2 separate regions of the Homo sapiens genome follow, and region 1 is linked to region 2. A link is an interaction called in ENCODE POLR2A ChIA-PET data of the cell type or tissue named here. Cell type or tissue: PC-9. All regions are shown on one strand. Links, peaks and the distances in the headings refer to the core of each region. The heading gives the core; the rest is flanking DNA.

Evidence for each region. ChIA-PET counts read pairs that join two places held together with the same protein. Peaks named below come from ENCODE experiments on the same cell type or tissue, not always from the same donor. Only the 100,000 strongest peaks of a DNase experiment are listed, where the experiment ranks them.
Region 1: POLR2A ChIA-PET joins it to region 2 with 10 read pairs; 3 of 35 experiments call an interaction of 5 or more read pairs at or near these places.

Annotation. Positions count from the first base shown.
Region 1 is chr3:172,615,957-172,630,087 of GRCh38, forward strand. No RefSeq gene overlaps it. Among named protein-coding and RNA genes, the nearest start is that of LINC02068, 27 kb to the left of the region's middle. In PC-9, for the core only: CTCF peaks have their summits at 7,453 (motif pointing left) and 7,659; DNase peaks (open chromatin) are centred at 7,165, 9,706 and 10,495; H3K4me3 peaks cover 790 bases; H3K27ac peaks cover 2,524 bases.
Region 2 is chr3:171,655,964-171,671,553 of GRCh38, forward strand. It overlaps PLD1 (phospholipase D1), which reads right to left. Exons shown (of 27, transcript NM_002662.5): 20 at 6,097-6,207; 21 at 3,250-3,338. Among named protein-coding and RNA genes, the nearest start is that of PLD1, 150 kb to the right of the region's middle. In PC-9, for the core only: no CTCF peak of the experiment used is centred there; no DNase peak of the experiment used is centred there.

The sequences.
Region 1 (14,131 bases), core at 6,132-14,131, 960 kb after region 2:
TAGATCCTGTTTAGACACATTACAACAAGTTAGTATGAGTTAATTTTGGTGGAAAAAAATTGAAATCCATGTGTAGTTGTTTTCATAAGATGCATTTCCCATAATATTTGTAAAGTCCCTTCATATGTTTGCAAGTCTTGCATATTGTGGTGAACAGCTGCTTTCTTTTTTAGGGCATGACTCTTTTGGAGAATACATTCACTTTCATTTTCTACCTGGTGCTGCTCCTTTTGAAATTCTTTTATGATTTCATATGCACTGATATGAGCATTCCCTATTAAATTTTCCATCTTCTGTGACATGCTTCTATGTTGTTTTAGAGGCACGCAATTCATTCCACATGCACTCATATACAGACCACAAATTTGCTGTAAACATTACTGGAGATTGAACAGCAACACTATTACATAAGTGTTTTCTTAGCCTACTGTTCACAGAATTATTTGTCAACCAGTCCATAACTTTGCTGGCTCCTTCAAGCAAATGTGGCATTAATTCATTAAAAGCTACTGGAGTTTCATCAGCTGGAAGGAATGCCAATGCAGATAAACAATGTGTTTTTATTTATTTATTTATTTTTTGAGACAGAGTCTCGCTCTGTTGCCCAGGCTGGAGTGCAGTGGCACGATCTCGGCTCACTGCAAGCTACACCTCCCAGGTTCACGCCATTCTCCTGCCTCAGCCTCCCGAGTGGCTGGGACTACAGGCGCCCGCCACCATGCCCAGCTAATTTTTTGTATTTTTAGTAGAGATGGGGTTTCGTGGTGCTAGCCAGGATGGTCTCGATCTCCTGACCTTGTGATCCGCCCTCCTTGGCCTCCCAAAGTGCTGGGATTACAGGCGCACGCCATCACGCCTGGCCAATAATGTGATTTTAAACCGATGTTTTTGTCATTGCCATATCATGTGGTCAATCCACTCATCTGAATTTTCTGCCAAATGCATTGGGCTGAACAGTAAAAGCACACTTTATTGGTGACACCTTGAAATTCACTTTTAGAGGCCTTGATTGCACCTAATTTCAAATCTGTCACTATGGTTTAGGGATTCAGTTAGAAATTAAGGATTTGGGGATTTTGACATTCGGGATGGTGGCATCTGGGATTGTGTTTTTTGGGATTACAATTGGCACCATTTCATTATCTGTGCTGGTGAACCATAGGGTGCAAAGCATTAGATGTGGGGTTCAGTCTACAGGCCCTGCAGGCTGGATATCTTCTATTTGCCCTTCCAGATCCATCCCGCAGTACTCTGCCCTGCTGTGGGCCCAGAGTCTGACCGATATGGCCTGCACAAACAAGCTACCCTAGTTTCTGTTTAGAACATGGAGGCAATGGCAGAAGAATGAAGTCAGAAAGAGAATGTATTATACCATTCTTGCATTGCTATAAAGAAATACTTGAGACAGAGTAATTTATAAGAAAAGGGGTTTTATTGGCTCACAGTTCTGCAGACTGTACAGAAAGCATAGTGGCATTTGTGTCTGGGGAGGCCTCTGGAAACTTACAATCATGGCAGAAGGCCAAGGGGCAGAGAGCATGTCACATGGCTGGAGCAGGAGCAAGTTGGGGGAGGTGCTACACACTTTTTTTTTTTTTTTGAGACAGTGTCTCGCTCTGTTGTCCAGGCTGGAGTGCAGTGGTGTGATCTCGGCTCACTGCAACCTCTGCCTCCTGGGTTCAAGCAATTTTCCTGCCTCAGCCTCCCGAATAGCTGAGATTACAAGCACCCACCAGCATGCCCAGCTAATTTTTGTATTTTTGGTAGAGATGAGGTTTCACCATGTTGGCCAGGTGGGTCTCGAACTTCTGACCTCAGATGATCCAGCTGCCTTAGCCTCCCAAAGTGCTGGGATTACAGGCGTGAGCCACCGTGTCCAGCCAGTGCTACACATTTTTAAACAACCAGATCTCACAAGAACTCACTCACTATCACGAGAATGGCATCAAGGGGATGGTGTTAATCCTTCATGAGAAATCCAAATCTATGATCCAGTCACCTTCCACCAGACCCTACCTCCAACAATGGGGATTATAATTCAAACAGAGATATGGTGGCAAAACCGAACAAAACCATATCAGAGAATGAAGTTTGGAGAACCTGTTTTCATGCCTGCTTCTCTGTTGGTTTATACGGCTGCCTCCAGGCTTTCCTTACATAGCTACCCTCTCTTAGAGTGGGGAATAATTCCCTTCTTTGTCTTACCAGGCCTCGATGAGGATGCCTGTTACTACTAGTCACAGAGCATTGTACTGCCTCTTGTTGGTTTCCTTAATTGTGCCCACATCTCTGCACAGAGTCCCTATATTAAATGCTCCTCAAATGGGCCTGTTTGAGCTTGCCATCACCTTCCCATCTGGACTTGACTTATGCTCCTCATGTGCAGGGAGAATATAATGCACCTCAGGTGGGCCTTTCTATCTTAGATCCTTAAAAAATTAGGCCGGGCATGGTGGGTCATGCCTGTAATCCAGCACTTTGGGAGGCCAATGCAGGTGGATCACTTGGGGTCAGGAGTTTGAGGGAAGCCTGGCTAACATGGTGAAACTCCTCTCTACCAAAAAATACGAAAACTAGCCAGGAATGGTGACATGCACCTGTAGTCCCAGCTACTTAGGAAGCTGAGGTGGGAGAATCACTTGAACTCAGGAGGTGGAGGTTGTAGTGAGCCGAGATGGCACCACTGTACTCCAGCCTGTGCGACAGAGTGAGACCCTGTCCCCCCCGCAAAAAAAGGAAAAATATAAAAAGCCATAATAGAAATCATTTTCTATTCATTTCTCTGAGTAATTCACCAAGTACTGTGTCACATTTTTCATAGCTCTAAACCATTTTATAAATGTTTACATACACTATTTCCACCAATCCTGTTTATGAAGCAGGTGATCATCAGTAGCAGCTTCACATAACACAGGGGCTCTCACAATACAGCAGCATAGGTCAGCAACATCACTTGAGTCCTTGTTAAAATGTAAATCATTGAGTCCCACCCCAGACCTACTGAATCAGAAACTTTTGGGGTAGGACTAACAATCTGTGTTTTAAGAAGCCCTCCAGAGGATTTGAAAACCACTGACGTAACATGATTACATATGCATTTTTATGTGAGGAACCCCATCCACTACCCCCTACACCTCCACCCCAATGCAAAGCAATATTTTTTAAAAATTCAGTCCAGTGGGTCTCAAACTGGGGTATATCAATACATCAGAATGACCCTTGGAACTTGTTCAGAATCCCAGTGCTCAGGCCCTAAACTGGACTCACTGAATCAGAATCTCTGGGGCAGCATCTTACACGTGACTACCTCTGTGATATTGTTTGGCTGTGTCCCCATCCAAATCTCATCTTGAATTCTAGTTTCCACAATTCTCACATGTTTTGGGAGGGACCCCGTGGGAGATAATTGAATCATGGGGGTTGTTTCCTCCATACCGTTCTAGTGGTAGTGAATAAATTTCATGAGAGCTGATATTTTTATAAGGGGTTTCCCCTTTCACTTGGCTCTCATCATTCTCTCTTGTCTGCCACCATGTAAGACATGCCTTCACCTTCTGCCATGATTGCAAGGCCTCCCCAGCCATGTGGAACTGTGAGTCCATTAAACTTCTTTTTCTGTATAAATTACCTAGTCTCCTATATGTCTTTATCAGCTGTGTGAAAACAAACTAATACACTCTGCTTACACCATCAGCTGGAGACACCTGGAATAGATTACAACAAGCCAGAAGTTAGAATGCATATCACCTAGAGGGTTAACTGGTTACCGCTGAGGATTGGGAACAGAGGTCCTAGGGGAAGATCCAGCTACTTACAACAGAAAACCCTTTCTCCCTATTCCAAACCTGCAACAACCTGGAATCAGTCTGAAGGCAGCCCCCCACTTTCCTCAGAGTTGTTGCAGGTTTGCAACAGGGAGAGAGGGTTTTCTGTTGTTCATAGCTGGCTCATGTTTGTGGCAACTTTGGATGCAGATAAGGGTATAATGTTTGATCTTTTTTGAGCTGCCTGCCCACTCGTGTCTCTCATTCTGAGACTCTACTTCCAACCATAGCTCCCACTAATTGGGCATATGAGCAGGACCCAGATGATTGCACTCAACCAATTTATTGGCTGGCTAGCAACCAATCAGATTCCCTCTCAAAAAAAAAAAAAAAACAAAGTGCAGTAAGGCCTTGCTACTCAAAGTGTGGTCAGCTGACCAGCAGCATTAGGGAAATCCCTGGGAGTTTATTAGAAAATTAGACTCTCTGGCCATCTAGACCTACTGAATTAGAATCTGCAATCTAACAAGGTCCCCAAGTAATTCATATGCCAGTTAACCTTTGAGAAACACTAAGTCTGGGCAGCATGGTGAGAACTTGTCTCTACAAAATAAAAATATTAGCTGGACTTGTGGTGCATGCCTGTAGTCCTAGCTACTTGGGAGGCTGAGGTGGGAAGATTGCTTGAGTCCAGGAGGTTGAGGCTGCAGTGAGCCATGACTGCACCACTGCACTCCAGTTTGGACGACAGAACCATACCCTGTTTCAAAAAATCAAAAAGCAAACAAACAACAACAACAACAACAAAAAAAAAACCACTGACTTAAGAAACAATGTTAAGTCAGTAATAGGTGCCATGCCCCATCCATAATTGGTTTGTTTTTATACATTTCTGATACATGGAGAGGAAGAGGAAATAGCCTGGGTCTTGAATTTTCTGTATCAAGCTCTCTGAGGGGAAAGCTTTCCTTTATTTTGTGATCTTGGATGTCCAGGAGATTTTTGGTTGTATCCCTATGATAAACCTCACTCTACTTAAGCTATCTTGAGTGAGTGCTTTTTGCAAGAGATAGCTTGCCAAGTGATGAACTAAATCATGACTAAAAGAAAACTAAAATGCAAATTTTGTGTCCTTTTGTAGATTTTGTACAGAGTATTAGTTATGGGTAAACCAGCTTTTCTTTCCCTTTTTAAAATAAGAAATAATAAATCATCATGAAAAATTCAAAGCCAGGTGCAGGGGTGCACACTTGGCCAGCTACTGGGGAGGCCGAGGTGGGAGGTTCACTCAAGGCCACAGGTTTGAAGCTGTAGTGCACAATGATCATGCCGATGAATAGTCACTGTGCTCCAGCTTGGGCAACATAGCCAGACATTGTCTCCAGAAAAATTTTTTTAATAAAAAATTCAAATGTTTCAGAGAGTAGCAAACTGGGGGAAAAAAGTTTTTCTTCCCTTAAGATCTCTGTTCCCAGTCCTCAGAGGTAATGAATTAACAACTTTCTGTATAACCTTTAATAATTTTCTTGATTTTTTAAAATGTTTTTGACATGGAATTTTTCTTTTGTTGCCCTGGGTGGACTGCAATGGCATGATCTCAGCCCACCACAACCTCTGCCTCCCAGGTTCAAGTGATTCTCCTGCCTCAGCCTCCTGCGTAGCTGGGATGACAGGCATGCACCACCACGCCTGGCTAATTTTGTATTTTTAGTAGAAACGGGGTTTCTCCATGTTGGTCAGGCTGGTCTTGAACTCCCAAACTCAGGTGACCCACCCACCTCGACCTCCCAAAGTGCTGGGGTTACAGGCATGAGCCACCACACCCAGCCAATCTTTAATAATTTTCATATGCACCTATAACATTTTCTTTTTTTCCATGAGCCCCAATAAAAGAAAATCAGAAAGCAGATTATCTTATCATCAATACACATCCAGGGATATATTTGACAATATCTAACATTTGACTTTGGTTTAACTCAAACCTTTTTAAATTGCCCTTCTACAGCTTTATTTTTAATAGTCCTTAGAGACAAGTAGTAGGACAAACACTGTTACTTTTATTGATTCAATATATGGTTACACTGATGTTTAAAGTCACGTCCACAGTTCTCATTGAGGTTCATTAAATAAATAGTTACGTGAAAGTTCCTGCTGTATTGCTTTAAAATAATTGAGGACATTATTCAGTAGGTCACATGTCGGGATTTTCTTTTAGAATTTATTGATAAAGAAAGATGATCAACTCTGAGAAATTAGAAGACTTCTTCCTGTTTAAAATAAAGACTGAGTCACTGACTAAATTTTCTACTTTTTGCCTTGACTGCCAGGGTCCTCAGGGCCAAACTGGAAGTTCAACCACATAAACTGATTTTTCTAGTTAGCATATTTTTGTTCATTTCCTTGGCTATGAGCCTGATATGGTTTGGCTCTGTATCCCCACCCAAATCTCATTTTTAATTGTAATCCAAATTGTAATCCCCAGGTGTTGAGGGAGCGACCTGGTGGGAGGTGATTTGATCATGGGGGTGGTTCCCCCATGCTGTTCTCATGATAATAAGGGAGTTCTCTCACAAGATCTGGTTGTTTGATAAGTGTGAGACTCTTGCCCCTTTGTGCTCTTCTCTCCCTCCTGCCACCATGTAGGATGTGCCTTGTTTCCCCTTCACCTTCTGCCATGATTGTCAGTTTCCTGAGTCCTCCCCAGCCACGCAGAACTGTGAGTCAATTAATCCTCTTTTGTTCATAAATTACCCAGTCTCAGGTATTCTTTATAGCAGTGTGAAAACACACTAATACAGAGCTACTATTTCTGTGTCACAATTTCATTATATTTTTTGTTTAATTATAAGCTGTTTCAAGTATTTGGGGGGAGTAAGAAAGAGGTTTAGATAAAATGACTTTTAAGATGGGGAACACAAAACCCCAATAAAAACTTAAATTTACCGAGATATTTACTGGCAGAGCTGGAACTGGGATTACAGTTTCCCAAATTTTAGTTCATGATATTTCCTCTCTTCTACATGAAATGAATGGTGAGGTTTTCCTTCTTAATCATTTTATGTCTGTTTTTAAAAATATGGCAGTTCCACAAACATCGTGGCTGGATGTTGTTTGCTGGAACCTGTGCCCCAGCTTTTGAAGGCCACCCCTCCCTGCCTTATTTGTTGTTTTCAAAGGCAGTTTTTCTATAATGCAGTGCTGGGTGCCTGGGGTTTGCCAGCAAACAGAATGAAAAGATAAAGGTCGTATATTTCCTGCTACACTAAACGGTCCCTCAAAAATGCAGACCACCACTGTTCTGTCAGCCTTTCTGCAAAGGGATGGCAAATATCTACCTTGAATAAAAGCATGTTAAAAAAAAATAAAACACTTTGGCAAGCAGAGAGGTGAGTCATATTTCAACAAAGGATTAATGCAAGTCCTGTTTTGTTTGTTTTGAGAACTCAGTCATTTTTTTAATCAGGTAGTTATGAGAATTTTCAATTCTATTTTATAAAAAACAACCCAACTTAATCCTGTGATGAACTATGACTTTTATTGACCTTTTACAAAAAGTACAAGAAAGCTATTGATAAATCTTTTCTTTCTTTTTTGTAAAAAAAAAAAAAGAAAAGAAAAGAAAAGAAAAAGAATCCAGATGAAACACAAAACACAAACCGCAGTGTATGGGATGGCGAACGTCGTTGACTTTCAAGGCGCCCTCTACTGGCAATGGCTTTAAATTTTTAAATGTCTATTATATTATAGGCTTTGGAATTTCACTCTTTAACCAAATAAGATTTTCAATACATTAGTAGAAAGAAAACTCATGCAGGAAAGAAAGCCCCAGATATTTTATCTCAGGAATATAAATAAGCGAATATATACAAAAGTATCAGGCATTATTTTACATATCCTGAAAACTATGCGTTGTTAATAGGAAGAAGAATGATACAGTTGGTTGTTCATCAAAGATTTATTGAGCGCTTATAAGAGGCACCATGTCAGGCATTGGGGTCACAGAGGTGAGGCTGACGTGACCCCCACATCAAGGGTCCTAGTCTTGTGAGGGAGTCAGACCTACCTGCAGACAATTACCATGTCATGTGTGGAGTGCAGTGTGAGACCCGAGGAACGACCCCTAAATCCTCCTGAGAAAGGAGTTAGGAAAGGCTCCTGGAGGAGGCTGGCAAAGAAATACAAGAACAGTGAAAAGCACTCTAAGGAGAAGGAAGGGTGTTCGGTAAGAGAACATGGCGCATGTGCGGAACACGAACAGAACCGCGGTAATAAGTTCCGGGTTGGCTAGCTGTACCACAGCACGATGTGCAGGGACGGCCAGGAGAGGATGCTACAGAGCAGCAGCTCTCAAACTTTTCAGTCTCAGGACTTTACAATCTTAAACATTATTGAGGACCCTTCCCCCTCCCCCACGAAGAGCTTTTGTTTATGTGGGCTTCATTTATTGATGTTTACTTTTTTTTTTTTTTTTTTTTTTTTTGAGACGGAGTCTCGCTCTGTCGCCCAGGCTGGAGTGCAGTGGTGTGATCTCGGCTCACTGCAAGCTCCGCCTCCCAGGTTCACGCCATTCTCCTGCCTCAGCCTCCAGAGTAGCTGGGACTACAGGCGCCCGCCAGCACGCCCGGCTGATTTTTTGTATTTTTAGTAGAGACGGGGTTTCACCCTGTTAGCCAGGATGGTCTCGATGTCCTGACCTCGTGATCTACCCGCCTCGGCCTCCCAAAGTGCTGGGATTACAGGCGTGAGCCATCGCGCCCGGCCGATGTTTATTTACTTTTAAGAAACTGTTGGATGGGCATGGTAGCATGCACCTGTAGTCCCAGCTACTTAGGAGGCTGAGGTGGAAGGATCACTTGAGCCTGGGTGGTCGAGGCTGTTTGCCAAGATTGTGGCACTGCATGCTCCAGCCTGGGTAACAGAACAAGACCCTGAGGAAAACAAACAAAAAAAGAAGGAAGGAAGGGAGGGAGGGAGGGAGACTAAAGCTGATAAATTTGAAATGTAGTTATTAATGTATTTAATTACATGTTATCTTAAGCTCTATTTTACGAAAGAAATCCTGAATTTTTCAAATACAAATTAGTGAAAAATGTGGCGTTGTATTATATTTTTACAAGTATCTTTTTTTTTTTTTTTTTTTTTTTTTGAGACGGAGTCTCGCTCTGTCGCCAGGCTGGAGTGCAGTGGCGCGATCTCGGCTCACTGCAACCTCCGCCTCCTGAGTTCAAGTGATTCTCCTGCCTCAGTCTCCCGAGTAGCTGGGACTCCAGGTGCGCGCTACCACGCCCAGCTAATTTTTGTATTTTTAGTAGAGACGTGGTTTCACCATGTTGGCCAGGCTGGTCTTGTACTCCTGACTTCAGATGATCCACCCACCTCGGCCTCCCAAAGTGCTGAGATTACAGGCGTGAGCCACCACGCCCGGGCCTACAAATCTCTTTAATGTCTAGCTTAACTAGAGACAGCTGGATTCTCACACCTGCTTCTGCCTTGGATCTGTTGCAACATCACATGTCTGTAGCTGCTGGAGGACTCCGCTGTGCACTCATGAAAGAAAAAGTGACAAAGGCAAATAACATAGTATTATGAAAATAGTTTTGATTTTGTGGGCCCCCAAGGGGTCCCCAGACCACACGTAAGGAACTACTGCTGCAGAGGTGGGCAGGGGCAAGGTCACGAGGGAGAGCCGGGCACATAACATTAAGTGGCTTGAAACCTGCCAGTAGGCAACAGGACTTGAAGCTGAGAAGTATCTTGTCAGGTGTGAGTTTTAATTCATCGTTTTTGCAGCTGTGGAGGGGATACATTTGAGGAACATGAAACTGAGGGAGACAAGTAGTTAGGGAGTTATTGCAATTGTTTGGGCAAGAAGTGATGACTCAAGTAAAACAGTGTGTCCAGGGATGGAAAAAAAAGGGAATGGTGTTGGGAAATATTTAGGAAGTAAAACTGATTGGGCTTGGTGATTGATTGAAAGTTGAAGGACTGGAGGAAATAAATAAAACTTATAATTCTAGCTTGAGTAACTAGAGACCTAAGAGAAGGTGATACAATCAAATGACATAGGGACCATATAATGCAATGGCACTTCAGGGAAGAAGGTAATGCATTTAGATTGAGGCTTGCTGCCCTGGTAGGCCTAAGGATGGCTCAGGAGAGACATCTGGAAGGAGGGTGAATGTATAAATCTCAATCTTGTGCATGAGCATATTTACCATAAAACTTGAGTTTAGGGCCCTTTATCTGAATAAGCCCCTTTTATAGGTACACAAGATGTTGCTTTTTAAAAACACACATAGGTAAAAATACTTTTTAACTGCAGTTAGTATCACTGACTCTTCCCACCACAACTTCTCCTCCATTGTGATTCTCCACGTTAGATGGCTTGGAATGGCTACAGGCATTTTGGGGATCCGCTAAGGAAAAATTGAGCTGGGGATACATTTAGCTTGAGTTTAGAAGGATATATTTATTATATGCAGCTGCTTCAGTTAAGTTATTGCTGACTTATCCAGGAGAGGAACAGCTTCCAGGAATATCCCATTCTATACTCTGCTGAAGTGGAGGGCGTATGTATTGCAATATGAACTTATTCAATAGCACTAAGCAAAATAAATTTCAGCAGAGTGGAGCAAAAACAATGTTAGAAATGTTTGGGGTCAGAGTCAATCTGTGAAAAATTCTCTCAATCATCAGACATAAAAAATGTAAAGAGAATTTTGTTCTTTTCAATGACTAATCAAAATGGAATTCTCCTCTGGAAAGAATTGTGGTGCAATAAAGATGGCTATAGGCTGGGCACAGTGGCTCATGCCTGTAATCCCAGCAGTTTGGGAGGCTGACATGAGTGGATCACAAGGTCAGGAGTTCAAGACCAGACTGGCCAACATGGTGAAACCCCACCTCTACTAAAGATACAAAAATTAGCTGGGCGTGCTGGCGCATGCCTGTAGTCCCAGCTACTCGGGAGGCTGAGGCAGGAGAATTGCTTGAATCCAGTAGGCAAAGGTTGCAGTGAGCTGAGATTGCGCCACTGCACTCCAGCCTGGGTGACAGAGTAAGACTCTGTCTCAAAAAAAAAAAAAAAAAAAAGGCTATAAACTCTTAATCACACCCTCCATTGTGTGATGGTGTCTGTCTCCCCTCTCCTTAAATCTGGGCTGGTCCTATAATTTGCTTTGACCAACTGAATATGGTGGAAGTGATGTTGAATAACTTCCAAATCTGGACCTTAGAAGACACAAAGCTTTTTGCTTTTGCATATTGAGAATGTTCTATCTTGGAATCCAGATGCCATGCTTTTAGTATTACAATTCAGAAGGGAAAGCCATGTAAAGGAGATCCAAGGCAGTCAACCAACAGCCAGCACCACTGCCAGCCTCGTAGTGAGCCATCATGGAGGTTCTAGCTCAGTGGGACCCTGAAGTTTGTAGTCACAGGCAACATCAAGTTTAGCAGATGGTCCGCCAAGCTAAGCTCAGTCCACCCAGAATTCTGAGACAACAAATGACTGTTTTAAATTGCAAGTTGCATAATAATTTGTTGCTTGGCAATAGATAACCAAAACCCTATTGCATCATGTATAATTTTAAACTCTCCTTTGGTGTATGTGGTGTGTGTGTACACACACAAAAATTTTTCTTTAATGGAAATCACATGAAGTAGAATTTTGTGATGTTGATATTTGTCAACTTCTAAAACTATGGACAATTCAGTGTTTGGGCCAGAAGGAAAATAAAAGTCAAAGGGGAGTTTTTTGTTGAGAGGACAAATTTGACTGTATTTATAGAGCTAAGAGGAAGGAGTGAGTAGAAACGGAGAGTTAAAGGTACAGGACAGAAGGGAGGTACTTTAGCAAGTCCTTGAGTGAGACAATAATGAATTGGATTAAGGACACAAATAGAAACACTGGCTTTATCCAGAAGGAAGTTAACTTCATTCTGTGAGACTGGTGGAAATGACGTAAGCAGGAGAGTTGTTACTCAGCTTAGTAAACCATTTATCTTAAAGTACAATACTTAAAATAACGTTAACCTGCAGCTAAGCAAAATAAGTATTATTTCTTGATTTCATGAATTTAACTGGAATGAAAAACATTTTCTCTATTAAAAAAATAATGAAAACAAAAAGGGAAAACCACATCTTAAAAGTGGTAGATTGCTGTTGGCCGGGCGCAGTGGCTCACGCCTGTAATCCCAACACTTTGGGAGACTGAGGCAGGTGGATCACGAGGTCAGGAGATCGAGATTTTCCTGGCTAACACGGTGAAACCCCGTCTCTACTAAAAATACAAAAAATTAGCCGGGCATCGTGGCAGGCGCCTGTAGTCCCAGCTACTCGGGAGGCTGAGGCAGGAGAATGGCGTGAGCCTGGGAGGCGGAGCTTGCAGTGAGCCGAGATCGTGCCTCTGCACTCCAGCCTGGGCAACACAGTGAGACTCTATCTCATTAAAAAAAAAAACACACAAAAAAAAACGTGGTAGATTGGCTTGTCTGGTTAAAATTTCTCAAACTCTAGGCCCGGCGCGGTGGCTCACGCCTGTAATCCCAGCACTTTGGGAGGCCGAGGTGGACGGATCACGAGGTCAGGAGATCGAGACCATCCTGGCTAACATGGTGAAACCCCGTCTCTACTAAAAAATACAAAAAATTAGCCGGGCGTCGTGGCGGGCGCCTGTAGTCCCAGCTACTGGAGGCTGAGGCAGGAGAATGGCGTGAACCCGGGAGGCGGAGCTTGCAGTGAGCCGAGATTGCGCCACTGCACTCCAGCCTGGGCGACAGAGCGAGACTCCGTCTCAAAAACAAAAACAAAAATTCTCAAACTCTAAAATTGACTTCAGGCTGGGCATAGTGGCTAACGCCTATAATCTCAGCACTTTGAGAGGCTAAGGTGGGAGGATTACTTGAGCCTAGGAGTTTGAGACCAGCCTGGGCTACATGGTGAGACCCCATCTCTTAAAAAAAAAAAATTCCGTGGAACACTTATAGAATATGTTAGATAGGTCATTTTTTTAGTGCAGTTTACAATGGTTTATTCAACATAGCAAAAACTATCTGCTGAGAAAAATTTAGAACAGACATGAGTTGTGCAAAAAGCAAAAAGAACTTCACTCAAAAGCATTTTTTGCTTTAAAATTTGGTAGTTAAAAACAGGGCTTCCTTTCAGTTGTTTCATTTTGTTTGGAAATATTTACTTTTTAGTCTTAATTATATTTGACATAACTTACTTCTTAAAGAAGAAGGGTAATAATACCCCAATTCTTATAAGTTTAATTTTTCTTGGTGAGGACTTATTCAAAATCAACTTTAAAAAAACCACTCAGGCCAGGTGCGGTGGCTCACACCTGTAATCCCAGCACTTTGGGAGGCTGAGGCAGGTGGATCACTTGAGGTCAGGAGTTCAAGACTAGCCCGGCCAACATGGTGAAACCCCATCTCTAATAAATACAAAAATTAGCCAGGCACAGTGGCACGTGCCTGTAATCCCAGCTACTCAGGATCGTGAGGCAGGAGCATTGCTTGAACCTGGGAGGCGAAGGTTTCAGTGAGCCAAGATCATGCCACTACACTCCAGCCTGGGTGACAGAGCGAGACTCAGACCATGTCCTCTCCCTCTCACTCCCCGCAAAAAGAGAAGAACATGGCAAATGGCAGTTACAGCGAAGAAACACACTCAGGAAGGAGGCTTCAAAATCGTTTTTTCAAAGTCTACTGTGTGCCCTGTTTTAAGTGCTGAGAAAACAGGAAAGGCCAAGAAAGACAAAGTTCCTGCCCTTGTGGAGCTTACAAATAAGCACGGGGAGAAAAGAAAACAAGCACATACATACAGACATGATCATCAGAAGTGAGATGGAACAGCAACAATCAGTGTCGCAATCAGATGAGAGGGCCAGGGGATGGGGACAGTGGTGGTGATTGGGAGGGTTGGGCAGACTGGCTGGCTGAGATGGACTTCTCTGAGGCGGGGGCATTTAATCTAAGATGCCAACAATGAGTCAGCCATGAGAAAATGTGGGAGAGGAGCCTTTCAAATGAAGACGCGTGCAAATGCTGTCACCAACCTCTCTCACTCTGATGACACAAAATGTACTGACAGCACTGAGCTACCATGTGTGCCTATTAGAAATCATATTTACATTTCCAGTCTTTTGGATTTGAGACATCTGGTACTGATATCTGTATCTTCTAGATGTTTCAATAGGGGGTCCATTAGAAAATCTGAGTTATAAAAAAAATTAAAAACATAGGGGATAAAGAGAATGAAAATAACAAGAAAGCAATATTAAAACACACATACAGTTTACATTTAAATGCCCCAAAGGAGATGTGTTGGAGCTGTTTGGGGATCCATCCAGCCAAATATAACCA
Region 2 (15,590 bases), core at 2,511-10,510:
AACTTGAAATTGCCAGTCTTTAATGTGCTCTGTCAAACTCCAAGTGTAAGATACAATCTGCAACAGGTGCTACTTTACCATAATTTTTAAAGTCACAGATCCCTTTTCCTTTCAGGAGCAGCTCATAAGATCACTAGGAAATGTTCTATCAGAAAATATCTTGAAGTTTCTTGTAGCCCTAAAATACTATAATTTTATTTATTTATTTATTTATTTATTTATTTTGAGACAGAGTCTTGGTCTGTCACCCAGGCTGGAGTGCAATGGCATGATCTCAGCTCACTGCAATCTCCACCTCCTGGGTTCAAGCAGTTCTCCTACCGCAGCCACCTGAACAGCTGGGACTACAGTCATGCACCACCAAGCCCAGCTAATTTTTGTACTATTAGTAGAGACAGAGTTTCACCACACTGGTCAGACTGGTCTCAAACTCCTGACCTCAGGTGATCCACCCGCCTCAGCCTCCCAAAGTGCTGGGATTACAGGCGTGAGCCACCATGCCCAGCCTAATTTTATTATTTTAGAAGTCCAGATTTTTAAAGACAAATTACTACAGTAAAGAAAAATATTCTTTCAGGCTTCCAAACACTTAAAAACACATCTTTGGAACAGTATAAAATACCGGGGCCAGGCCCCGATCCAGGAAATTATGATCCAGTAAGCCTGGAGGTGAGTCAAGCTCTCTGTAATCTTGCAAAAGTCAGTGGTGATTTTGATGTGTAGTCACAGGTGAGATCCACTGTACACACTGCAGGATATGATGGATGCTGTAGTGTGCTGCCTAGATCCCCTCACCATGGGATCAAGACATCCATCCCATCAGCTACTGAGCATGTAGGCCACGGAATACTCACAGTGAAGTCCTCCAGGTATGAAAAGTATGGAGTCCTCCATAGGTGAAAGGGACTTGCCTCACTCAAGGTCATCCCCACTCCCTAGGGTCAGCCTGCATCCAATGGCTGGTCAATAGGGGAAGGGAACTACAGGCCCAACACATTTGCCTCAGCTTGGGGAAGCCCTGAATGGGTTTTTAATCCTAACCATCAATGCACTAGAGTCATGTGGTGTGAGGGGAAGCATTGGGTTGAAAGTCCAAAGATTTAGGCTCAAAGCTGTTTTTTGCCTATTGTGGTTAGTGGCCTAGACAAGTCACATAACCTCTTGAATCTCAGTTTTTAATCCTAAAAATGGGAACAGCAACAACAGCAATAATAACAACAATAACAACAACAAATACATGACCTACTCTCAAGTGTAGTTGTGAAGATTCAGTGAGATAATGTAGTTATAAACTGTGAATCACATAAAATGCTGATAGTTACTGTTATAATATGTCCTTAAGTATAAAAGTCCCCAAATATTATGTGAAAAAAGATATCAAAGTACCACATGACACTGGAAGTAAAAAGTGTTTTAATTCCCAAATGCATATGCACTTATTCTTCACTGCGTGCATTCAATGACTTAAAGTAATGAAATATAATGGTTTTGCTTATGTGTTTGTTCTGCTACTTTTAAATGGAGCTGAAATCAGCCATAAGAAGAAATTGTCCCTGGTGCCAAGACAATTCAATGTGGAAAGAATAGTCTTTTTAACAAATGGTGCTAGGGCAACTCTATATCCATCAACAAAAGAATAAAAAGTTGGGCCCCTAACTCACCCCATATATAAAAAGTAACAAAATGAGTCAAATATCTAAATGTAGGAGCTAACACTATAAAATTCCCAGGAGAAAACAGGCATAAATCTTCATGATCCTAGATCAGGCAGTGATTTCTTAGATATCACTATCTATATTCCTTAGATACCAAAAGGACAAGCGATACAAGGAAAAAAATAGATAAGTTAGCTTTTATCAAAATAAAAAAAATTTCTGTTTCAAATGACACCAGCAAGAAAGTAAAAAGACAAGCCATCGAATGGGAGAAACTAGGAATCATATATCTGATATGAGACTTGTATCTAGAATGTATAAAGAATTCTTACAACTCAAAAATAAAAAGTCAAATACCCCAGTGAACAAATGGGCAAGGGATTTCAGTAGACATTTCTCCATAGATAATACACAAATGGCCAATAAGCACACACAAAGATGCTCAGTATCATTAGTCATTAGAGAAATTCAAATGAAAATCACAATGAAATACCATTTCTTAAATGGTATTTCACACCTACTAGAATGACTATAATCAAAGAGAGAGATAATAATAAGTATTGGCAAATACAGAGAAACTGGACCTCTCATATACTATGGGAATATAAAATGGCAGAGCCGCTTTGGAAGACAGTCTGGCAGTTCCTCAAAATGTTAAACATAGAGTTAGCTATAACCTGACAATTCTACCCCTAGAGAAATGAAAATATATATCTGCACAAAAACTAGTAAAGGATGTTTATAGCAGCATTATTTATAATAGGCAAAAAGTAGAAACAACCCAAATGTCCATCAACTAATGAATGGATAAATACAATGTGGTATATCCACATCATGGAATATTATCTGGCAATAAAAAGAAATGAAATACTGATACATGCTATAATAATAGATAAGCTTCAAGAACATTATGCTAAGACAAATCAGTCATAAAAGACCCCATATTGTGTGACTCCATTTATACAAAATGCCCAGATTAGGCAAATCTATAGAAAAAGAAAAATCAGTGGTAGCCAGAGGCTAAAAATAGAAGGAATGGGTAATGACTGCTAATGGGGTTTCTTTCTGAGTGGATGAAAATGTTCTAAAATTGATTAGGTGGTGGTTGTGCAACTCTGTGAATACACTAAAAATCACTGAATTGTATAGTTTAAGTGGCTGGATTATACAGTATGTAAATTCTATCTCAGCAAACCAATTATTAAAAAAAAAATCCCATGAGCTGAATAAATATGACATACGGTAACAAGAATTTAAATATAACCCATAGCAAAATATTATGTCTGTTTTGCTTTTTTAAGCGAACACAGCTCATAGTCTGCTATTAAATAAAACAAATCACAAACCTCATGTGTGGGAAACAGACTGGCCAGGAAGAAATTTTTGTGCCTTGGAAGAATTCAAATTCCCTAGAAAGGGCAGTCAAAAATCTTTAGCAACTGACTCAGACTAAAGGCATCAATAACCTATTGCTGGCTGAACCAAATTTAAGCTGCTAGGAAATGACAGTACTTTAAAAATGGGCTTTGCAAAGTCATTTTAGTAATAAATACAAGAACATCTGCAGCGAGAACTCTCAGCCAAAGGCTGTTACCTGTGAGCTTTCAGGATCCTCTGGGCAATGGCATCGCCTATCTTGTTGAACACAACTTTGTCATCAGCACAGCTTATGAAAAACTGGTTCTATGAGAAATAAACAAGACAATCATGTTAGTCTTTATTTTCTTAGCAATATACGTAAGAACAATACTGTAATATATTTTTTAAAATGTTTCACACAGCAGATGTGTTCTGATCACTGAAATCACATCAAGAAAGTCAACGACACAGAAAAAAAGCCGCCTCATCTCACTCAGGGTCTCATCTGATTCCAGGTCATATCACCTGTAACACTTAATCAAGTGGAAAGTTACACTATATTATTTCACCATGAGAATTCCTTATAGGTGATTTTCTAAATTACATTCTCAGAATACTTAGGAACACTGCAAATTTAATCAATGGGGAAACTAGTTTTTTTCAGATTCACATGTTGTATAAATGCTTATGATTAAAAATTCTATATTGGCAAACATTCTATCTCATGCTAAGCTTGCTTTTTTAACAGAGTAGATGGTAAAGCCTGGTCTAGTTTTCTCCACCCTTTCTCCATTATTTCCTGGTATCTGCTTTCACCTTGTCTTGTTTGTCTGGGTCTCTTATTATCTCTGAACTTCTATTTTAAGTAGCCTCAACTCTCTTTTGTATGTTGCATATATATAAGCCAGTTAATAAAATAAAAAATGTTTTTTTCCTCTAAGTACTTCTGCTATTTATATATCTACAAAATAGTCTTTAAAACTGTTACTAGAAAACAAGTTACAACATTATCATAACAATGCAAAATATTTTGTTGCTGCATAAAGGAATGTGAAAAATTTGGTGCAAATATTACTAATGTTATGTGTTCAAATAGAATAGATTGTTATAACACATCTGTAATTTATAAGGACAATTATCACAAAGTAATATTTGCTAATCATCTCAAGGTAAAGAGATATATATGTAACAACTCGTAATTATCATCCCTTTGTGGCATTATCATTTTTATGACTATATAAGCTTTTATACTTAAGTGCATAAATCTGTAAAATGCCTCCAGAAGACAAACTTACAGGAAGACACGGTGCAGAAAGTCTTTTGAGAATGTGATTCCCCTTAGGGCATCAGACAATCAAAATCTCATTGGCAACCAAACCATGTTTCTTTTTCTGAATTCATATTATAAAGAAGCTTAGCATGCCTCAGCAGCTGTAAACACAGACTGGCTACATGTCATGTCCTTTACTTCTCCTTTTTTGGAAGAGTCGGATGAATGCTGACTGCTTATCTTGACTAGAGGAGTGTCAACCAGGTCTATGTCCCAACTATGTATACCTACATGGCGTTACTGACATCATTTAATACTACTGTCACATTAAAAAGAAAAGCTGATTATTTTATTTTTTATTTTTTTTATTTTTTTGAGATGGAGTCTCACTTTTGTCACCAAGGCTTGAGTGCAATGGCATGATCTCGGCTCACTGCAACCTTCGCCTCCCAGGTTCAAGTGATTCTCCTGCCTCAGCCTCCCAAGTAGTTGGGATTACAGGTGCCCGCCACCATGCCCGGCTAATTTTTTTGTATTTTTAGTAGAGACGGGGTTTCACCATGTTGGCCAGGCTGGTCTCGAGCTGCTGACCTCAGGTGATCCACCCGCCTTGGCCCCCTCAAAGTGCTGGGATTACAGGCATGAGCCACCGTGCCCGGCCAGAAAAGCTGATGTTAATGCTACTAAAAAGAGATGAAGCAAAATGATTCTGGGCAATAGATGAGCCAGCCTTCACATCTTTCCATCTCTATGGTATAATTGTTTAAATTAATAATACTAATAGCATTACTAAGCTCCAGACTTTATGCAGAGTTCGCTCATTTTCCACTAATGTCCTATATCTATTCCATGATGCCATTCAGGATACCACACTGCATTTAGCCAGCTAATATATTATATTTAACTTAGGTTTCTCTAGCCAGGCTCATGAAACAAATAAAGCTCCAATTCTTCCCTGCTTGTCTCTAATGAATTGTTGCTGTGCAGAGCGGGAGAGGGCCAGGACCCAAGGGGAAGAAAAACAGGGCTAGAATGGTTTTCCTCAGTTAACCCATTCCCCTATCTACCTTTAAAAAATTCAATGGGAAAGAAAAGACTCAAATAAGGAAGGAAATTATGCTATGATTTATTTTTTCCATTATTGTGACTTTTTATTTTCTCAGGGTTTTTCAAGTTCTCTGAACTATTTTTATATTCACTTTGAAGAGTAATTTAAGTTCCCAAACTAAACTCAGTGTCCCCAGATTTTCTCATATGCTCTAAAAATTCTGGGATGAAAAAAAGCTTCCTAATCAATAGTAGTTCACACAGGATTGAAGAAGGTGGTACCTGCTCTTAATGTTCTCACATCTTCCTTTTCCACGTTCTTTTCCCTGCACTCTCCCTACTCCGCCATGCCCAAACCAGTGGCATCCAGTGGTCTCTATTTTAGCAACTCACCCCTGTGTGTGCTCTCCTGAAATAGAACTTGCTTCACACTTAAACCCTCCAACCCAAGCGAAAACAAAACTTACCTATCCATGTTGGGGTATTTCTGTCTAATACTATTACAATGAGTTGATGATGCATTTTAACAGCAAAGATTTGTGAGACTCCCAATAGAATCTTGAGTTAATGACAATGCAGAGCCAGTTCCAGGTATGCTTGGGAGGTCAAAATTCAGGTGATATGAACCAGAGCTTCTCCAGCACTTTTCACGCCTCAAAATATACTTATTAATATGAGGGGTCCTAAGTTTGGGGACCCTGAAATCTCTGCATGATATTTAAGGGAAGGCAGTTTCTCACACGAATTTACATGAGCAAGACTTACTTCGATATAGATATAGTGCCTGCTGTTCTCTATCACATGGACGTAAGCGGCGTGGATGGACTCTTCATGGTACTTTATACCAGCAGACCAATCAGCAGCAGAGCGGAGCAACTACAAGGCAGCAATCAGAAATGAACAAGTATTAGCAATGGAGAGGACATCAGATATATTAATACAATGAAGTCACTCCTTTTTCTTCCAGACGACTGAATGATTACAGTGGCTTGAGTGTCATGTGTGAACCAAAGGAGAGTAGTGGGGTGGGGAATGCTGCTAAGGAAGAGGGGAGAAAGGGGGCAACTGGTCCTTGGATGTAGTCCATAAGGAAGGTCCTCAGCTGGAAATCACATCCTGAATATACCCTCTTTCATCCAGGATTATTTTCATTCAAAACTGGAAACCACAAATTGTGGTTTCTACAAAGACTATTTCAGAAGTACCTCTTCTGATGGCTGTGAGTATGGTAACCATTTGTATTCCTTTCCTATGACAGTCCCTCAATTATACCAGAATCCCTGTTGTTCTGGTGCATTTATTCAGAGCACCCATCTTTACTCTTAAAAGGGTACTGGTTTGGACCATATGGTATGGCCATCCTAGCTCTGACTTAACAATGTGATTATTCCTTTTCCCCTAAATAGATATTGTTCAGATTAATACATTCTAAAAGGTAGGTCATTTGGCATGTGATCTTCATTCTACCTTTAATAGCTGTCTGTTCCATGGCACGCCACTTTAGTCTAAACTTTCTAATGGCATAATAAAGGAAATTAATCACAGGAAAGAGAACTGGGGCTCAGAGAAGCAAAGAAACTTGCATGGTGTCACAGAGGTACTAGCATCAGCATCACAGCTTGAACTTGCTTTTTGTCATTCCATATCCGAAGTTTTTCTACTATGCCACACTGTTTTGCCACTTCATCACATGTGTGTGGCATGCCAGTCAATTTGGGATTGATCCCATCACCTCAGATTAAACCCATCGAAGTGGAGCTCCTGACTTTTTTCTCTAAACCATTTCCCATTTCAAATACCCCACTGGCCAGGGGCATACCATCATTCTATTAGTCTTTGGCATGCCTCTTCTCCTTAGCGTCTATATTCAATCTCACATCTACTTCAGTTTATTCTTTGGAGGATTTCTCAGATTTGCCTCTTTCTCATCGCTCACATTGCCTCGCTCTACGCAGACACTCACCTGTCCAGGCTGTATTACTCGAGCTTCTTCTCGCTCAGACACCTGAATATAGGTTATATACACTGATGCAGAGCAGGACTGTCTAGGTTCAAAGTCTGGCTCAACTATTTACTGGCTGTTGATCGTGTTTCTTAACCTCTTTGTGCCTCAGATTTTTGTTCTATAAAATGGAGTTCTACTTTATAGGGTCATAGAGAGGATTAAGTGAATTACCGTGAAATGTGTAGCAGGAGGCCTGGTATCTATTAAGTGGTTATAAGTGTTATATTAATGAGCATTAGAAGATGTGTTTGAGCTGTGGCAGGTCATGTCAGGGATGCTGCAGAGCAGACTGTGGCTGTGCACAGAAGAAAGGATGAGAGAACATGGAAAGAAGGTGTTCTCAACACTCAGCAACCATTGGTCATCACTTTTTTCCAACATTCTAACTAGCATTGCAGTATGATGTTGGCATATAGTAGGTGCTTAAACAATAGCATGACACACAGAAGAATTAGTATAAAAATAATACTTGCTATTTCTGGTTTGAAATGAATATTAAAACTGTCCCTTATAAGGTCAACTGATATTGAAAATAAAAAGAATGCTCCCATACTCATTAGGAATATACAAAGCGATCCAATACATAATCAGTTCTATGTCTGCTGTATATAAAAGGCCTGGAAAAATTCTTGTTCAAATCAATAACTTTAAAATTGCAACTATACGGCCATTAAATCCAAAACTCACACTTACTAAAAATCGCTGACTGTGCCATCCTCAGTAGTGTTATTTCTTTATCCAATATGAGGTATTTATTACAAAATATCGCCAATCAAAGCATTAAAAAAATTATCAGATGAATATGTGCAACAAAATTTCAAAATTTAATTGTCAACATGAATATATTAAATATCATAGAAGAGAACTCATAAGGAAAATTTAGATAAATATTATCCACACTGGAAAAATATCATGATTTTACATCATCTCCAAGGAGCTGCATTATTATTCATCAGGTAGAAAAAACAAAGGTTGAAGAAATAGAAGTTTTAATTCTTAGTCCACTCAAATTAATGTTTAATTTTGTTACTAAGGAACATAGCACTGAAAATGCAGGCTACTTTGAGAAGATTCTCATGCTATCCTGATGTAATTCTATACAACTCTGGAGGCAACGTATACAATTGCAGATTACACTGGAAAGAAGGGAACCTCCAGGATTTTTTTTTTTTTTTTGAGACGGAGTCTTGTTCTGTTGCCCAGGCTGGAGTGCAGTGGCATGATCTCAGCTCACTGAAACCTCTGTCTCCTGGGATCAAGTGATTCTCCTGCCTCAGCGTCCCAAGTAGCTGGGATTACAGGTGTGTGCCACCATGCCCAGCTATTTTTTTTTATTTTTAGTAGAGACGGGGTTTTGCCATGTTGGCCAGGCTGGTCTTGAACTCCTGACCTCAAGTGATCCACCTGTCTCAGCCTCCCAAAGTGCTGGGATTACAGGCGTGAGCCACCACGCCCGGCCGGAATCTCCATGATGTTTAAATGACTTGTCCAAGGTGTAAGAGAATTTACATATAATTTAAATATCATGGAGGTTCAGTTTCCTCCACTGTACAACTGAGACCTCTCCCCATCCCCTAAAGCTGCTGTGAAGAAAAAAATGGCATAACAAACACAAAGTGATAATAATGGTATGTGGCACTTAGTACTAGATATTCTATATACAGTATGTCCACCTCTGTAAAAAGTTATAGGCAAAGTTTATAACCCACCCTTGCTGGTAACATCTGAGTTTTTCCCTCGAATCCAAAAACCTTATACTTTCTTTCCTTTCTCACTCTCAAAATTTGCTCTGACTCAATGAACTCATTCACATAAGATTCAATAAATTCATTCACATAAGATACACATGAGGAGAATTACATCAATGTCAGCTTGCATATGAAGTCTAATAGATTCAGAGTGGCTTCCTGGACAGCTGGGTTAAGAGGCGATTCTTGAAAGCAGGTGCACTGGGGAAGAATTCTGAGATTGATCCTCAATGGCTTTCATGGAAGGGGACGCCTGAAGGTCACATATTTGCCATTTTTTCTGTGAAGGATAATGGTAAATGTTTCTCTATCTGTAGGCATTTAAGTATTTAAAATATTAAAGCTTCAAGCCAAAAGAAGACCATTTTATGGCCAGGGGCGGTGGCTCACACCTGTAATCCCAGCACTTTCGGAGGCCGAGGTGGGCAGATCAACTGAGGTCAGCAGTTCAAGACCAGCCTGGCCAACATGGCGAAACCCCGTCTCTATTAAAAATACAAAAATTAGCCGGGCTTGGTGGTGCATGCCTGTAATCCCAGCTACTCGGGAGGCTGAGGATGGCGAATCGCTTGAACCCAGGAGGCGGAGGTTGCAGTGAGCCGAAATCATAGCATTGCACTCCAGCCTGGGCACCAATAGTGAAACTGCGTCTCAAAAGAAAAAAAAAAAAGACCATTTTATATATCAGCCTGTGGGAGAGCATAATAAGAAAAAGCGGAGGGGGCTCCCTGATACCTGCAAAACCATCAAGTATGAGGGGTTTCCTACCTCCTGAGGGGCTTCAGCATCATCTATCCCATTGCCTGAGTCCAAGCCCCGTATCCTTTACTTACAATAAAAACTCATTAATTAAAAAATGTCATCATTTGTGGCTAAACTTGAAACATATCTTTCAAGCAACACATGAAGAAAATCACTTGGGATTGTTATTCATTTACTACTATTCTAATTAGTTAAAATCTCCCTATCACCACAAGAAAAATGGAAAATACGAATTTCCTTCTTGCTCTGCCTAGACCATTGAACTACAGGCAGGGAACCCTGAGGTTATATAAAAATCAACTTAACTGCTTTAAATGCTTGATGGCCTAGGAAGTTTTATCAACAGTCAAATAAGTCAAACCCATTGTATTCGTCTGTTCTCATGCTGCTAATAAAGACCTACCAGAGACTGGATAATTTATAAAGGAAAGAGTTTTAATGGACTCACAGTTCCACATGGCTGGGGAGGCCTCACAATCATGGCAGAACACAAAGGAAGAGAAAAGGGACATCTTACATGGCAGCAGGGAAGAGGGCATGTGCGGGGGAACTGCCCTTTATAAAACCATCAGATCTCATGAGACTTATTCACTATCACAAGAACAGCACGGGAAAGACCTACTCTCATGATTCAGTTACCTCCCACTGGGTCCCTCCCATGACATGTGGGGGATTATTACAACTCAAGGTGAGATTTGTGTGGAAACACAGAGCCAAACCATTATCACCCATTTTGATTGATTTCCTTTTGTTTTATTTTTTCACCTTTTTCCATTGCCACTGAGATTTCCTTTTGTTTTAATATTTACTCTCTTCATTTTCTTCACTGACTTCACCAACTTGTCTTGCATTTCTGTTTTAAACCAATGTAACTGAGATAACCCTCAAACTGTTCCCTCACATGCAAAAATATAGCTTATCTTACCGTCCCAAATGTGCTGGGAATCAAATCTAATCTATACTTTTCAAACCACGAGTTTGAATACATAATTTTAAAATATATAAAAAATGGCATATTTCTGATTTTATGGTTTAACCTCAAAGCTGTAACTTGGACTAGTCATTTTCTTCGTGCTACGTCTTATTTTTTAACCTAAAATATAGCCTTCTCTTTAACCACAATCCCTAATCACCTTCCATCCTATGGGCCCAAGTCAAATGTATGGATTAAATAACAGAAATTTCTTTCTGAAGGAAAACCTTTGGATCTTTCTTAGTATTTGTCCCAAATTCCCTTCCTTTCTCTCATCATAATGCTTTTATTCCCTATAAATTCAGCACATATATGAATTCCTTTTTATTTCCCTGAGATTCCAAGTCAATCATGGAACAAAGACTATTTAGGACAAAAGCACTTTTTATATGTTTCACAAGCAGAGGCCAACTGTGTAGAAGCTCACAAGTGGTATGCATTGGGGAGAGAAGGGAAGCCTCTGATTGTCGGGCCTTTTTCTTCCAGACTGTACTGAGAACAGCAGGCAAGGAGCATCAAGAAATTGACCTAGTTCAAGAACCTGTCTCATCTTATCAAGCTCTTTCTTTTCATAGCCACTTTTCTAGTTGAGTGTCAGCCATTCATATCACAGTGTGCAGTTATTCACATAGGATGATTCCTTTCCTGAACAAAAGAGAAAAGTTAATTTTGAGGCTGAAGGACAGAAAGAAAAGATAATTATTGAAGAATAGGACTTAAGGTGAAAGAAGTCCTAGGAAACACAGTATTAGTTGGGTGTTCTTGGGAGCCAGAAAGAAGCAAAAGGAGAGTTAGGGATGGATTTGGGGCTGTGGCAACAGAAGGTGATACCCAAAGGCAAACAGGACATGAAACTTTGCTCTGCTAGAGCCCCAGCAGTTACAACCATCCTGGTCTTACTGGAAACAGTATCCATAGCTAATTAACCTCAGGCACTGAAGCCAAACTGCTTAGAAGCAAGTCATCCCCACCACTTACTGTTTGTGGTTTTGAGATGGAGTCTCTGATGCCCAGGATGGAGTACAATGGCGTGATCTCTGCTCACTGTAACTTCTGCCTCCCGGGTTCAAGCAATTCTCCTGCCTCAGCCTCCTGAGTAGCTGGGACTACAGGCCCATGCCACCATGCTGAACTAATTTTTATATTTTTAGTGGAGACAGGGTTTCAATACATTGGCCACGCTGGTTTCGAACTCCTGACGTCAGGTGATCTGCCCACCTTGGCCTCCCAAAGTGCTAGGATTACAGGCATGAGCCACCGCACTAGACCCCCACTAGTTACCGTTATTTTAACCTCTCAAAGTCTCAGTTTCCTCATCTGTAGAAACAGGCTGCACAGGAGTTTAGCTTACAGACTGCTGAATGTATATGAGATAATGCACAAAGGGTTAGCACAGTGCCAAGCACACAGCAAATGCCCTGTTCATATCAGCTCTTCTAGCCAAGACCCACAGTAACACTCACAAACGTGTTAGTCCATGAAGGCCTGGCCCATACATGGAAAACAACTCCCATGGTAAATAACTTCCATGGAAATGGACAAGGTGGATTCCTTTTACCCCCACCTGCTCACTTTATTTTTCACCTATCTACTTTATTCTCTCACACCATTCTGGGATACAAAACATTTTGCTGTCCTTTCAGATCTAACAGATCCTTGGGAATATCCTTTGGACATTTATTCCAAGCGTGAAAACAATTTTTTTTCAGTGGTATAATTTGGATGTTATTTATACTTTCTTGAAAATTTTCTTTTTTTTTCCTTCCTCTCTCCCTCTCTCCTTTTTCCCTTTCCTCCTTTCTCATTCTTTCTTCCTTCCTTTCTTTGTTCCTCCCTCCCTTCCTTCTTTCCTTCTTTTCCCATAAGTAGGACTGAAGACATTATTCCAGTAGAGTTATTTCCATATAGGCAGGAATTCTCAGCATGACTGTCCAAGGAATGGTTTCTACTATGAGCTTTAAAAAGGATTGTTCCCATGTGTTGACCCCATGTTGATGCTGACACGGCATTCAGCATTTTCTTTCAGCTTAATAGACATGTCAAATATCCTCTGTCTTTATAATATATCTTAAATGCCATTAAGACCATTCTGGAACTGAGTTTATTCTAGTTCCTTCACCTTCTCTGTGTAGAAGCAGTTTCAGGACCATCTCTCCCACTTCCTCCTGCTACCCATGCCTTTTCCTGCCATGTCTTCTCTGAGTGCTCTTGGCAGGCTTCTGAGAAGGCCCAGCACTGAGGGGAAACATCCAAGATTCTTTTAAAAGTACAGTGGAAGCTGCTGAAGTCAGCTGTCAGGTCTAGATAACTTTTTCAGGAGCAGCAATTCGTGCTGGTGGGCAGGCATCCATACTGCCTGCCGTAGCTCCCCTCTCCCTGGCTGGCTGTGTCTCCCCCTCTGGAATTGCCAGTGGCGTGTGACCAATGTTTCTGTATTAAAAAAATTAATAACTAGGTGCCCTTCTCCAGAAGAAAGAATAACTTGAATTTTATCTATTATTTACTTTATTATGTCAAATACTCTTTCTCCCCATTCCAATAGATTTATGGCATAAAAATTTCTATCTAGAACAAGCTTGGTGACCTACCCAGAGAAATGTTAACTTCTTTGTTGCAAACTTTTTTTGTTTTTGTTTTTTAGACGAGTTTTGCTCTGTTGCCTAGGCTGGAGTGCAGTGGTGTAATCTCGGCTCACTGCAACCTCTGCCTCCTGGGTTCAAGCGATTCTCCTGCCTCAGCCTCTCAAGTAGCTGTGATTACAGGCATGCGCCATAACGCCCAGCTAATTTTTGTATTTTTAGTAGGACGGGGTTTTGCCATATTGGCCAGGCTGGTCTCGAACTCCTGACCTCAAGTAATCCACCTGCCTTGGCCTCCGTAAGTGCTGGGATTACAGGCCTGAGCCACTGCGCCCAGCCTGTTGCAAACTTTTGAAACACTAGCGAAAGCTTGAAGGCTGTTTTTGATGGAACTCAAACTGGTATACTCTTCTAAATGCTTTGCATGGATTAATTTAACCATCACCACAATCCTGTGAGACAGATACTGTCATTTATGTTTTTTAAATGAATGAAACATACTGCAGAGTGAAGTAATTTTCCCGAGGTTACACAGCTCATATGTCACAGAGCTGAGATGTTAACACAGTCTGGCTCTAGAATCTATCCCTTAATTGCTACCTTATATTTTTCTTCACAATTAAATAAGCTTGTGGCTTCTAAGTTACATTATGAACAGTCAACTATGTTAAAATCTTGTTCTCACTCATATGTGGAAGCTTAAAAAGTCAATCTCATGCAAGTAGATAGTAGAATGATAGAAACTAGAAGCTGGGAAGGGTTTGTGTAGGCGGGTACAGGGAATAGGGTGGAGATAAAGAGAGGATGGTTAATGGGTACAAACATAGAAGGAATAAGTTCTAGTATTCAATAGCAGAGCAGGTTGACTATAGTTAACAACAGTGTATTGGTATTTCAAAAGAGCTGGACGAGAGGACATGAAATGTTCCAAACACATAGAAATAACAGAAGACTTGAGATCATGACACTCCAAATACCCTGAGGCCTCTTTAATAAAATCAATGCAAATTTACAAATATAAAGCTGAGAACAGGTCTAGAAAAGGCCTGGGTGGCTGAGGGTCCTAAAGCTAAGCAAGGGCCTGAAGCTGCAAGGAACATGAGTTCCTGAAGGGAGCAATTCATTCCCTACTTACAGCCTTAACTCCAGCCAGTCTGTAGGAGATTTTACTTTAGGCACTGAGATGGCAAAAAGCTAATTATAGAAATAGCAGGTTTTCAGGACCAGAGGAATAAAATAAATTATAATCTTATAATCTTGGAATTTAAGAGTTCATCAGTGATGTCCTAGTTTCTTAACTCTTATCCTTCCTTTTAATTTTTGTCCTATTTATCACTGCCATGTGGCTAAATGTACCTATGATGTTTTAATTTACTTAGATATTTTCCTTTTCTCTCAAAGATCCATAGAAACAAGTTTAATGATCAAGGTAAAAATTCTGAGCAATGGCTTCTATTTCTATTTAGTGATAAGTGTCATTCTAACTACTTTAAAAATTAAGAAGTGTATCTGTGGTGGCCATTTGAGTTTTATTTTGTGAGGGATCATAACTATAGCAGGAGGATTAAATAGAAAGTCATTAACACCTGTACTTTGAATGATACCTCTTGTATGAAAGACAATGAATGAAAATTTTCCCTTTAAATGTCTGAAGGGACTCAGATCAGATTCATACCAAACATAAGTCTTTCAGATGACAAAACTGGGCTCAGGGAGGGGTAATGGCATGCTGAGGCCACATGCTGCTATACAATCTTCATACCACACCACCTTGTGTGCTTTTATGATTTGTTAGCGTGAAAATGCATGTTATTATATTTAGCTGGATATTTCCAGCAGCACTGCCTAGCGACACTTTTATATACCCATTTTATATATCCATTATCATGCTGCAAAATTTATATTACCAAGAACTAGATGTACTACAGGAGCTACCTGAGTCCTTTGGTGATCTCAATTAGTGCCCTGGCCCATCAGTCATGACACAGTTCCTATGGTTCTTTGGAGACTTTGTGACACTAAACTATCTTTAACTTTTTCCTCTGTCCCAAATTTTCAGTTAGTTCCTAGTCGTGATGTCCCTTTGTCTCTTTCCTCAAAAATACCTCCTATTTGTTCCTTCTCTTCATTTCTAGTTTAGGACTTAATTATATGTCAGAATTACTGTAATAGCCTCTTCACTTGTCCCCTTG